Linked DNA regions of Homo sapiens: region 1 is linked to region 2. The links are chromatin loops, found by intact Hi-C in ENCODE. Cell type or tissue: endothelial cell of umbilical vein. All regions are shown on one strand. Each heading gives the region's core, and the rest is flanking DNA. Links, peaks and the distances in the headings are about the cores only.

Region 1 (2,500 bases), core at 1-2,500, 700 kb after region 2:
TAGCAAACTGTTTTCAGGGTTCTTCTAAGTTGCATTATGTATCAGTATACCATTCCTTTTATGACCGAATACTATTTCATTGTATGGCTATGCCACATTTTTATCAGTTGATGAATGTTTGGATTAGTTCCTCATTTGGTAATTAAGAAAACATGCTGTCATGAACATTCACATGCAAGTTTGTATGTAGACGCTTGTTTTCATTTCTCTTGGGTATATACCTAGGAGTAGAATTGCTGGGTCATATGCTAACTCTATGTCTAACATTTTGAGGAACTTCCAGACTGTTTTCCAAAGTGGCTGCACCCTGTTACAATCCCACCAGAAGTGCAGAGGGCTCGCATTCGTCCACATCCTTGCCAACATTTGGATTGCCTGTCCTTTTAATTGTCCTGTCCTTTTAACTACCATAGTGGTTCTGAAGTGGTATCTCATTGTGGTTAAGTGCCTTTTGTGCTTTCTCTCATTTAATCCTTACAAATAATCCTATGAGGTAGGTATTATTTCTATTGTCATTTTTAGGTGAGGCTCAGAGAGTAAAAGAGTGACTTTGGAAAACCCTAGTATGTAAATGGCAGAGCTGGGACTTGAACTCGAATCTACCCAACTTCAGAAATCCAAGTTCTTGCCTGCTGGGATCATCACAGAGGCTGTAGAGTAGGGGATTCTTTCAGCCAGGCCCTAAATAATGAGATCATTTCAACAAGACAGATGCGAGAGGGAGCAACACGAGCAAAGGCAGGGAGGCAGGAAATGGCGGGGCACAGTTAGGAAAGACCTGTCTGAGAAGGAGAACTAGAGTGGAAAGCGGGTACAGTACTAGGGTTAGACATAGAGGCCCAGAGGGGTGCAAGGCCAACAGGGCTGGGTGGTCCACTGTGTCCCTGTGCCCCGTGAGTGGAAAGGACCACCTGAAGACTGAGGCAGATGCATTTGTCTCAGGGAACAGGTTTATGTTTTTCATTTCTTTTGCTAAAAAAAAGAGACATTTCAGCTAAAGGTATAAGAAAATGATGCAAATAAAATCAGAACCGAAAAACTGAGAGTTCCTGACCTCTTCACTGGATTAGTCAAATGCCTCTTCCTTTCACTTTATATTTGTAGAAAGCATCTTGAGCACACCACCTGTTAGGGAGTCCACGGATGGTTGGATAGGCTCCTTGCCTCTGCTGTGCCCACGCTGCTCTTATTGAGTTTAAGTGGCTCACAGTTGCCCGCTGTCTGGCCTGGGCCAAGTGTGTGTGTTTCCACTGCTGATGATCTAACATACCCAGAGGCCTATGAACTTCATTCTTGTTCATCGTGTCAGCCAGATATTTCCTTTGGAATGTCTGCAGGATTTCCTGGCCCCTTTCATTGCTTTCTGTCTGCTGAATACACCTTTGAATTGTGGGTGGGCTCTCTTGAAACACCGGTGTGTAAACAGATTGATGAAATTGGTGGTTAGCTTGTCTTTTGAGAGTTTCTCTTTGGCAAGGAGCACTCAATTCCAACGTTGAAGAACCTCTGACGGTTGAAATGATTGACTGCGCCGCTCCTCTTTAGGTGGCTTAGTTGGATAGCTGATTTACAAAGTGCTTCTCAAGTTTAAATCCAGCGGATTTTTATTTTTCACCCCATCAAATGAAGTATTTACCATTATTTTTCTTATAAAAGCTATATATGCTCATTACCAAAAAAGCAGAAATACAGGGGAAAAAAAAGAACATTAAAAATACTCATAATCTCAACTGTGCAGAGCCAAACAGTGGTTAATGCTTTGCTTTATATTTGCCTAGATCCTTTTCTATACAGATAATTGTTTTGAAAACAAACTAAAGTATTGTACTTTATAAACCATGTTGTAACTTACTCTTTCTCCTGAACTTTCCGTGTTAGTGTGTGTATGTGTACAAAGTTGTTTCAAATGGCTGTTGAGTCTTCTATTGTGAGGATGTCCTCTAATCATTAGAAATTTATCATCTCCCACTCTTACCTTTATAAACTGAGCCCCAATAAACATGTCAATAACGCTCATCCCATCTTACCAGGCTCCAGTTACAGAGCCCCACTTTCTGTCCCTTTAATATGACAACTTTATTTCTACCCTAGGGTCTTCACAGTAACTGTCTCCCAGGCCTCCGGCCCCCAGATCTTTCAGGGATTAAGGGAGTCCCTTGAACCAGGGAGGCTGCTTACATTTAACCTCAGCGGTCTCTTTACAGTGAACATGCCTTACAGGCCAGCCTCAGGTAGTCAGTCCCACTGTCCAGTGGGCTGTTCAGGGCTTCCTGAACGCACATCATCCTCTGTGACTGCTGCACAGTGGCCCAGAATGTGACCTCTGAACTCAAGCTAGAGAAAGCAATCAGAGACCTGGGCTATGTGAGACAGGGGTGGGGGCCAGGTCCCGAAAGGTTTGTAGAGCCTTGTGTCGATTCTGTGGCACTGGCAGCCACCATCCCAGGGACTGCCTGGGTGCTGCAGCTCCGTCCCCAGCCATCTGCATGTTCAGTTTTGG
Region 2 (10,934 bases), core at 3,182-5,681:
TCCAGCTCTACCTCCAATATTCCTTTATGTGTGTTTTACATTTGGACCATGAAAATAAATATGTAAGTATTTTCAGTGTTCTACTATATCTCCTTGCCATTACCTTTCCTGGGAGTTAGCAGGTTACTGCTAATTTGAAGATTATATTTTCTGATTATCTAAAAAAAATTACCTCCTAGAATACCTGTCATATTAGAACTACAATATGTATTCTAAATAATTTGTCTAAGTAAAAAAAAAAGTCCTTGGTTCATCACATTCCCCTTGAAACAAGGCCACCAAAAAAATATAAGTGGGAAAATGGGCAATAAGCTTTTAAAGCTAATGACTAAATACGTGTATACCAAAGTTGAGTGTTTTCAAGCCAGAAAAATCAAAAGGTGATCAATTTAAGAAAATAAAGGCGAAGTATCAAAAACAGGGGCCCCTTTTCTAATCTCACACCCTATGTATAGAATCCTACTAAAACCAGCCCTAACAAATACTCAGGTGTCTCCTCCCATTTCCCCACTCCCCCACAATTCCTCCAGGGGCAAGAAGTGCCTGCTCTCTTTGGGTGGTCACCTCTCTGTATTAAATGCTCTTTATTATGTCAACCTGAAATCTGTCTCCGGGTAGTCTACCTACTGGGACTAATGTTGCTGTGTGAAGACACTCAAAGCCAGTCCACTTGCCTTTCTACACAATGACTTGTTAGAAATGTCCAACATGTCTCTCCTAACCAACTTTTTCACTATCCCCCTTCTGTCTACTTCTAATAATATTCTAGAGGCCCTCTCCATTCGCAGTCGCAGAGATGGAGATGTTGCTCAGACTCACTCTTAGTCTGACATATGCATGTTCCTATTAATACCCGGAAACATCCCCCATTAAGCCTATTCCAATATTATGCATTATTCCATAAGACTGTTTACTGATTTAAAGCTCAGAAGACATGACTAGAACACAATGTTTACCTGTGTTTGAGCGTCTTCTAATACCAAAGTCCCAACTTGAGGTAATATCGACTGACTGGGCATATACATAGCCCTGAGTCTCACCATTGCTTCCCTGAATTTCTGACCCACTGTCTCCAGGCATTGAAGGAGGATGAATCTTCTCTAGGTCAACATCATGATCAATGAGAACCATCTCACACATTCCCGTGTCATCACTGGTCACATGTGACTGTCGAATATGAGCTAGAATGATAGTTGGATTGTCCAAGAAGGCCATCCTTTCTGTGGGCCAATTTCCTTAAAAGGCTATTTTCTCCTCTTCATATTGTTTCACGAGCTCACCTACCTAGAAACATGATGTACACAGCAAATATTTAAGAATAAGGCAGAAAATGACTGAATCATTTTTCAGACACATTCAGTGTAGTAAAATGCCACCTTGAAAATCAACATTTATCCCTGTTCTGTGGAGCTTAAAAGGATTTAGTCTAAGCTGAAAGGAAATCCTTATAAGCACTAGGGGCTGCAGCTCTAGTCAATGAGATCTCTATAGAATCAGAAAGGAAGGCTTGCACTCTTGCAAAACAAATCACAGCAACTCCTTACAAGTCAGGCCACTCGAAGCACATAACTACTGTTAAAACAATATATTTTCCTTTCTTTCTCCCTTCACTATCATGCAATCTTCTCATTACTTTATAAGGTCATGGGGGAACAAGTTGTATTTTCCTCAAATGATGTGCTAAAGTACAAAACTCTATTTCATCAGTTTACATTTCCCCTCCTGTCATATGATTGTGAAGTGTTTAAAAGGGCACAGACAATGCTTTCAGAGTTACTAGGGGTTTTATAAAAATGATGTACCACCAAATTAATGTTGCTCAATGAATATATTTTCCTGTCAAGATAGTATTGTGTTTTTGTTGTTGTTGTTGTTGTGTTTTTTCTGAGACAGGGTATCGCGCTTGTTGCCCAGGCTGGAGTGCAGTGGCGTGATCTTGGCTCACTGCAACCTCCACCTCCCAGGTTCAAGATTCTCCGGCCTCAGCCTCCCGCGTAGCTGGGATTACAGGGATGCGCCACCATGCCCAGCTAATTTTGTATTTTTAGTAGAAATGGGGTTTCTCCATGTTGGTCAGGCTGGTCTCAAACTCCCGACCTCAGTTGATCCGCCCGCCTTGGCCTCCCAAAGTGCTGTGATTACAGGCGTGAGCCACCATGCCTGGCCTGTGTTTTTAAAATAAAATTTATAATCAAAATTACCTACTATACAATCAACTTCTTATTTTAGAAACTTAATTATAAAAACTGCTTCCTCAGTCCTGTTAAAACTGTAATGAGGCCGGGCACAGTGATTCACACCTGTACTCTCAACCCTTTGGGGGGCCGAGGCAGGAGGACTGCTTGAGTCCAGGAGTTCAAGACCAACATGGGCAACACAATCAAAACTCTATCTCTACAAAAATATATATATATAATAATTATTATTTTTTAATTAGCTGAGCATGGTGGGACATGCCTGTAGTCATAGCTACTCATGAGGCTGAAGTGGGGGGATCACTTGAGCCCCAGCATTCAAGGCTGCAGTGAGCTATGATTGCACCATTGCACTCCAGCCTGGGTGACATAGTGAGACCCTGTCTTCTAAAAACAAAACAAAACAAAACATACAAAAAACACTGTAATAATATTTGTTCTAGTAACAAGATAGCACCCTCTCAGTTAAGTGAAAATACTCAACAAAGAAAATATTGCAGGACAACGGTTAGGTACTAGGCCCTAGAGACAGAAAGGGTTCAAACCCTGGCCCTATTACTCGTTAGCTATAAGATCTCAGTCAAAATACTTTACCTTTTTGAGCCTCCCTTTTTTTTTTCCTTCATTTATAAAATGGAAGCTTCAGGAGATAATGCAGGTAAAATGCTCAAAAAAATACATGGCATGTAATTAAATAAATGTTAGCTATTAATAATAATGATAAAAAATCAATAATTTCAATGATCAATTCTTGCTTAAAGTAGTCCTAAAATATGTCAATATCCCATCTGTCTTAGTAAGTTCGTGGCACATAAAATAAGTCTGTGCTTCCTTTGTGATAGAGGACACTGCAAGTCATCTGAGTGACTTCCCTGCCCCTGCAAAATTGTTGAGAAGTACAAGGAATATGAAAGCTGGATTGACTATGTTTCCAGGAACAGTCCTAGAAGATACTTACTTTCAGAAGGACTTATAACACCAGATTTTCTTGTAATCTGTTTCTTCTAGAAATGGAACATAGAGAGGAAATCTAGCTAATAAATCCTTACAGTTAACTAAGGTTTTAAAAATTGTTGTCTGGAAACACATCATTCTGCTGATGTGTCTTAAAGTGGGTCTTAAAATAAAGATACTGAGATTAAAAAGAAATTTAACTGAGGAGCATCTCTAATCAAGCAAATTACATTAATCTTCACTTTTTTCCTCTTAATATATTCCTTGAGTACTTATTTTACTCTGAGGCTAATGGGAAATGCAAAGGTGAGTAAGGTATCCCTGAATCAAAAAGTTAATACCCTAATACAGACCGAGTACATCTCCTAATACCATGGGATTCCTTTAAGCATCAAATTTCTGAGATATCTGGTCCCTGAAGTATTAGTGTCAATCTACCATTTTAAGGATATTGATCAGAAAAAAATATGAAATTAACAATGAGCATTTAAATTTCACTTGTAAAAATACAAACTTCTCTATAACCATAAAAAATGTATACACCACACATTTATTTATAAATGAGAGTATTTGTGGAAGCATAGTATCACAGATCAGAGCTGCAAACATCCTTCTACAGCAATCACAATAAGCCATCTTCCTGGCATGAAAGGAAGGCAGCTAGTCACCAGTAGAGAGGCAGGTGCTTTCAAATTCATACTGAATAGTTCTCCCTTGCAAAAACAAGGGCTTTAATGAGAAGTCACACATTTAATACACTTGATCTTAGCCAAAAGGCCGAGAAGTGATCAGATATTTAATAGGTGTTCTAGCACCAAAAAGTCAAATGGCAAAAGGCAAAGTGACAAAAGTATACTGAAGTGCCCTCAATAAAATCTATTCTAGGGAAATAGATCACTTCTGAAGATAAGAGGAATGGGCAAACACTTCTGAAGGCACATACCAACTTCCCAGCTTTATCCTCCCAGAACAAATGCCTCAACAGCAGCAGATATCTTCTCTATTAGGACACTATGACTTCATACATTAAGGAATCTGTATGATTCATTCAAAAAATATTTATTCCCTACCAGCTCTGATATGGAACTCCCACAGGACTGCCCCAGAAAACATATTATTGTGTATGTCACTTTTTACCTCCAATTACATGTACTTAAAGACTTAGACTATAAGTTCCACAAGGACAGGGTTCATAACACCATATTCCTTCTGGCAACAAAGGCTGTTATACATGGCAGGAGTTCAATAAATGTTGCTGTCTAACTTCCAAGGACTATTCAATTTTGTTGTAGAGATAAGTCATATATGAATGTGCCAGGTGTAAGTGTGTGATTATAAATAAAGGATTGTCTTTTTTTCGTAATACAAGAGCATCTCTTCAACGTGCCCTTCAAAATTGTCCCCTTGGAACACTATTCAACTTATTCTAACAAGACTACTTTTCAAAACCCAAAAGAATATTTTAAAAAATCTCCCAAAGAGCAGCAAATTATCATTTGAAGCTATGTTTGATTTCCAAGACAAGGACATACATATCACGGATAAAAACAAATTGTACTCTCTGATCAGTTGTGCACAGATCAAAAAGATTTTTAAAAATCTAACTCTGGCAAGGGTTCAGAGAAATGGGCACTCTCATGCACAATATGAAGGAATGAAAACTGGGACTTTTTAGACGGTAATTTGGTAATATTTACCAAAATATAAAACATGAATACTATCTGGGCAATCCTACTTCTAGGATTTGTTCTAAGGAGATAATTGTGTAAAATATTTATCTCAGAGTAATTTGTAATACTGGAAATCTAAAAGGAACCTACAATAGTACACATATGCCATGACACATACAAACAACACAATACTAAGTAGCGATTAACAATACATGGTAGAGGGTGAACAAAATGTGGTATATAACGATGGAATATTGTTCAGCCTTCAAACACAGGAAATTCTGACACATTACAACATTGATGAGCCCTGAGAACATTACGCTAAGTGAAATAAGCCAGTCGCAAAAGGACAAGTACCGTATGATTCCATTTATGAGGTACCTAAAGCAGTCAAACTGACAGAAAGTCTAACAGCAGTTGCTAGGAGCTGGAGGAAGGTAGTAATGGGGAAAAAGTATTTAACGGGTACATTTCAGTTTGGGAAGATGGAAAAGTTATGGAAATGGACAGTGGTGACGGTTGCACCATAATATGAATGTATGTAATGCCAATGAACTACACATTTAAAAATGGTTAAAATGGTAAATTTTACTTATCATTTATACCATGTATATTTTACCACAATTTAAAATTTTTAAGTTTTTTTAAAAAGTCTAGGAAACACCAGATTCAACCAAGTTAAAGAGGTTTTCTTCTTGCTGTTTCATCACAGGACTTCCCAAAGCTTTTAAATTATGTACTTTGTGTATTATGACTCTCCAAGAGGGAGGAATCTAGTAACAATATATCCCAAACTTATTCCATCCATAAATATTGTTTTCTGTAGGAATACTAAACATATCAATGTATAACAGCGTTTCACAGAACAAGGTTTAGAAATGCTATTCTACACTTTCACAAATGCTGTCTCTTCAGGCCTTGAATGCCTTCCCTGGATGTTACCAACTCTTGATTCTCTGACACAGCCAGACGTCTTTTGGCCGGGTGCAGTGGCTCACACCTGTAATCTCAGCACTTTGGGAGGCCGAGGCGGGCGGATCACTTGTGGTCAGGAGTTTGAGACCGACCTGGTCAACATGTGAAACCCCATCTCTACTAAAAATACAAAAATTAGCTGGGCGAGGAGGCTAAGGTGGAAGAATTGCTTGAACCTGGGAGGCAGAGGTGAGCCAAGATGGTGCCACTGCCCTCCAGCCTCAGCAACGGAGCAAGACTCCATCTGAAAAAAATAATAAGGCCCGGTACAGTCACTTATGCCTGTAATCCCAGCACTTTGGGGGGCCAAGGCAGGTGGATCACCTGAGGTCAGGAGTTCGAGACTAGCCTCGCCAACATGCTGAAACCCCGTCTCTACTAAAAATATAAAAAGTAGGGGGGCGTGGTGGTGCGTACCTATAGTGTCAGCTACTCGGGAGGCTGAGGCATGAAAATCTCTTGAACCTGGCAGGTGGAGGTTGCAGTGAGCCGAAATTGCCACTGCACTCCAGCTTGGGCGAGAGAGCAAGATTCTGTCTCAAAAATAATAATAATAATAAAATAAGATAGACCTTTTTACATACCTTTAGGCCACAGATAAATAATATCACCTTGCCTAAGCTTTCCCACTTTTCACAGCTTCTTTCTCACACTTTTTAACACCACGTTCTTTAAAGCATAAAGATTTGTTTTACTAAAAATGGAAGCAATAGGGATATCCATGCACAGTAGAAGGAAAGAAAGAGATGTCCCAAAATAACACAATTTTTTTTTTCTTTTTGAGACAAGGTCTCACTCCCATCGCCCAGGCTGAAGTGCAGAGGCATGATCACGGCTCACTGCAGCTTCAACTTCCCAGACTCAGGTGATTCTCCCACCTCAGCCTCCCAAGTAGCTTGGACTATAGGCTCACACCACCATGCCTGGCTACTTTTTGTATTTTTTGTAGAGATGGGGTTTTACCACATTGCCCAGGCTGGTCTTGAACTCCTAGGCTCAAGCTATCTACCAGCCTTGGCCTCCTAAAGTGTTGGGATTACAGGCGTGAACCACTATGCCAGGCCAACACAGGCATTTTTATTTTATTTTATTTTTATTTATTTTTTTTTGAGACAGAGTCTCGCTCTGTCACCCAGGCTGGAGTGCAGTGGCTATCTCTGCTCACTGCAAGCTCCGCCTCCCGGGTTCACGCCACTCTCCTGCCTCAGCCTCCTGAGTAGCTAAGACTACAGGCGCCCGCCACCACGCCTGGCTAATTTTTTGTATTTTTAGTAGAGACAGGGTTTCCCCATGTTAGCCAGGATGGCCTCGATCTCCTGACCTCGTGATCCGCCCGCCTTGGCATTCCAAAGTGCTGGGATTACAGGCGTGAGCCACCGCGCCCGGCCCAGGCATTTTTAATATACTAGGTGGGTCTCCTTTTACACTTCAAATGAATAAATATTCAACAAATATTTACTAAGTTTCTACTAAGTGCTAAGAGTGGTTTCAGATGCACTTTGGATACTGTTCCCAGATTACACACCCATCTGTATTCATTAATGATCATGAAACCTGCCTGTGGTAACTAGGAACATGTTCTAAACATGGGAATAATTTTTACTAGGTTTTGATGGGCATCACGTCTTAATATAATTTTGGATAATTTTACATACACTCATTTCCAAACTTTATTTATAATGGCTTATGAAAAAAACTGAGACAATGAAAGGTTAAGAAACTTGCCCAAAGCCAGACAGCTAATACATAGAAATAAAAAATCAAATTCAAGAGCTTGGGATCTTACTCCCTACACCACAGAGCCTCTCAAAACAAAGAGGGACAAAGTTACAATAGTCATAATAAACACAATTTTTTTTTTTTTTTGAGATGGAGTCTCGCACTGTCGTCCAGGCTGGAGTGCAGCAGTGCGATCCTGGCTAACTGCAACTTCTGACTCCCTGGTTCAAGCAATTCTCCTGCCTCAGCCTCCTGAGTGGCTGGGATTATAAGTGTGCACCACCACGCCCCACTAAGTTTTGTATTTTTAGTAGAGACAGGGTTTCACTATGTTGGCCAGGCTGGTCTCGAACTCCTAACCTCAGGTGATCCCCCCACCTCGGCCTCCCAAAGTGCTGGAATTACAGGCGTGAGCCACCGTGCCCAGCTGAACACGACTTTTTAAAAGCCTATTGTACTCATTTGTATCTAAGGCCTGAGAGAAATTTCCCCCATGGGTCTCTGTGAAAGACATAAGAGAGCAAATGTGTTATGCAGTAGAGTAAACCCTTAGCTCCCCTCCACTAACAACAGTGCTTGTACAACAGCAAGAAACAATCAGTGCATGTAATGGTTGTTCAAAAAAATAAAAGTCACAAAATTTCACAGAACAAAGGAACTTCAGTGATTATCTCGTTGTTGACCTGAAATCACAGAGGAAGGGTTTACTTTAAATATCTAGTTACGTCTAAGGAATATTTTTTAAAATCCCTAGTGACTCATGTACCTTTACTTCAAGTCTATACCTGAAATACTCTATTTCTTCAAATAACTCACTACAAGCAAACAAGCCCACCCTATACTTCTTCAGTCTCTAAGGACCTGAGATAGGCAACAATACGACTTACAATGCTCACGTCTATCCAATGGTTAGAAGGAAATTCCCCTTCCTGGACTTTCTCAAAACACTACCCGCTCACTTCCCTCTGATCTCTCACCTGCAATCTGTGAAAACTTGTCAGAATAGGCAACAGCCCGAGGCTTCACAAAGGTCTGCAAACTCCCAATCAAAAATTACTGCTGCCCCATCAATGTGCCATATAAATGCTGGCATGTTAATTGTGTATTTATAAGACTGTTAATGGTTAGTTAATTTACCTCCCACACTATTATTGTACTTGAAATGATTTAATGTCTGCTGAGGGAGTTAACAACATGTAACAGCAGATGCGAGATTTTTTTTTTTTTTTTTTAACCTTTCCACACTGTACCCCGACTTCACACTATTAGCATCAGGCAAGTTAAAGCTAATTCCTGTACAGGAGTCCTTAAACGTGTCATAGGAACACTCACATTTATTTTCCACAACAAGGAATGATTACAAGTGAGGGGAGAAAAAAAGGCTTTTTATTATATACAACGTCTTGCCTTTATAAAAACCAACAGACCCTCTTTTTTTATTTTTTAACTAAGATTTCAACATCCTTTGATCTAGTTAAAGCTCAGAATTCATACCTCCTGGAATTCGAAAATAATTGAAGTGACCATTAAAATAAAACACTTTATTGCTTTTAAATCTCTTTCTCTAACTCCAATTTAACTCTAAATTAAATCTTCATTTATTTTTTGGACTAGCAAAAATTGAGCTTTTTTCCCCCTCAGGGAATTAAAATCTTCTCCATGTGAATATGCCCAATTTCATTAAGCAGTAAATTGTGAGACCATATATCTGGAGAGTTTGTTTCTTCTTTTTACATTTTTATTTCCATATTTTGACTAAAAGTGCTTACTAGACTAAAATAACAGAAATGATTTATCTTATTTTGAATGAGATTCATTCACAAAATCATCTCAGCACTAAATGAAAAATTGTATAAATACTGGCCTGCCCCCTCCAGAAGTTTACTTACAAACTTCAGCAGAGGAGCTGTGTCATATACATAGGGAACAATAACATAAAGCAAGATAAACCCACCACCAAATGAGATATTAAGACAACATGTTTTCCAAGAGACAGGAACATCACAGAAGACTTCAGGAAGGAAGGCAGAAGTATTTAAGGATAGCTATGCTTTCATTAGGCAGAAACACAAGTGAAACAGTAACAGTTGACATTTACTGAGCTCTTACCATGAGATGTACTAATCACTTTTCATGTAACAACATATTTAATCCTTACAGCCACTTCAGGAGGTAGGCATTAATACTATCCTCATTTTATAGATCTAAAAACAAACAAAACTAAGGCTTAAAGGAGTTAAGTATCTTGCCCAAGGAGACAAGGTAGATTTTTTAAGACCACAATTTTTGAAGCTCCTCCCATCAAGAGGTGGAGTCTATTTCCTCATCCTTGAATCTGGACTCACACTGCGATTTGCTTTGACCAACAGAATATAGGGGAAGGAATGTTGTGGAAATTCTGAACCTTGGCCTCAAGAGCGCTTGCAGCTTCTGCCCTGGCCTCTTCTGGACCACTTCTGAATTATGGGAAAAAGTCAGGGGTAAAAGACTATGGGGAGAAAGAAGCTCAGCCATCTCTGTCATTCCAGCTGTCCTGCTGAGGCCCCATGAGTGATTAAGTCATCAGGGACAAGCCTCCCACTAACCTACCAGGAGGCACAGTCTCTTCTTCTATCAAATGTCTCCCTCAGACAAAGGAACCCTGATCCCTGGTTTTCTTGTCTTATGCCACTAACCTCGAAATGCCTCAGAATCTTACATCTGCCAAGATCCAGTTAAAAAAGAACCTGGTAGAGTGATTCTCACACTTCTCCACGGACACACCTGAAGGGCATGGGACAGTGACCATAAATCAAGGTATGAGACAACCTAGGGGAGCCACCTACAGTAACACACCATAAGAAATTTATTTTTAGAATTCATTCATATTTTGTATTCTATTTTATACTACACTGCACCTATGTATGTTTGTTTACAGAGATAGCGTCTCGCTCTGTCACCCAGGCTGGAGTGCAGTTGTGTGATCACAGCTCACTGCGGCCTTGACTTCCCGGGCTCAAGTGATCCTCCCACCCCAGCCTGGGACTGCAGGCAAGCACCACCACACCCAGCTAATTTTTAAATTTTTTTGTAGAGACAAGAGTCTTGTCATCTTCCCCAGGCTAGTCTCAAACTCCTGGGCTCAAGCGATACTCCCACTTTGGCATCCCAAAGAGTTGGGATCACAGGCATGAGCCACTGTGCCCCTCCCCTATGTTTGTTTTAACAGGAAAAAAAAATGTTTATCTTCAAATACATCACTAAAATTGATACTTCAGGAAAATGTACCATGGTTACTTTGTAGCTTCCACTACACCCTGGCACATCCTAGGACTCTCTTAACCTCAGTTTGAATGGCAAGGATCTAGTGGAAAAACATAGACTTTGGTATCAGAAATGTCATTTTGTACAGATAAAATGGCACTTTATCAATGGACAACTC

The links. Peaks named below come from ENCODE experiments on the same cell type or tissue, not always from the same donor. Only the 100,000 strongest peaks of a DNase experiment are listed, where the experiment ranks them.
Region 1: a loop joins it to region 2, with 4 times the contacts of the local background. A loop is called at or near these places in 1 of 110 quality-filtered maps.

What each region holds. Positions count from the first base shown.
Region 1 is chr9:126,372,167-126,374,666 of GRCh38, forward strand. The region is part of intron 2 of MVB12B (multivesicular body subunit 12B); the gene reads left to right. Among named protein-coding and RNA genes, the nearest start is that of NRON, 37 kb to the right of the region's middle. In endothelial cell of umbilical vein, for the core only: no CTCF peak of the experiment used is centred there; DNase peaks (open chromatin) are centred at 735 and 1,365; H3K27ac peaks cover 2,379 bases.
Region 2 is chr9:125,671,360-125,682,293 of GRCh38, forward strand. It overlaps MAPKAP1 (MAPK associated protein 1), which reads right to left. Exons shown (of 12, transcript NM_001006617.3): 2 at 957-1,284. The coding sequence starts at 1,215. It also overlaps the pseudogene LOC124902358. Among named protein-coding and RNA genes, the nearest start is that of MAPKAP1, 30 kb to the right of the region's middle. In endothelial cell of umbilical vein, for the core only: no CTCF peak of the experiment used is centred there; a DNase peak (open chromatin) is centred at 4,262; H3K27ac peaks cover 2,253 bases.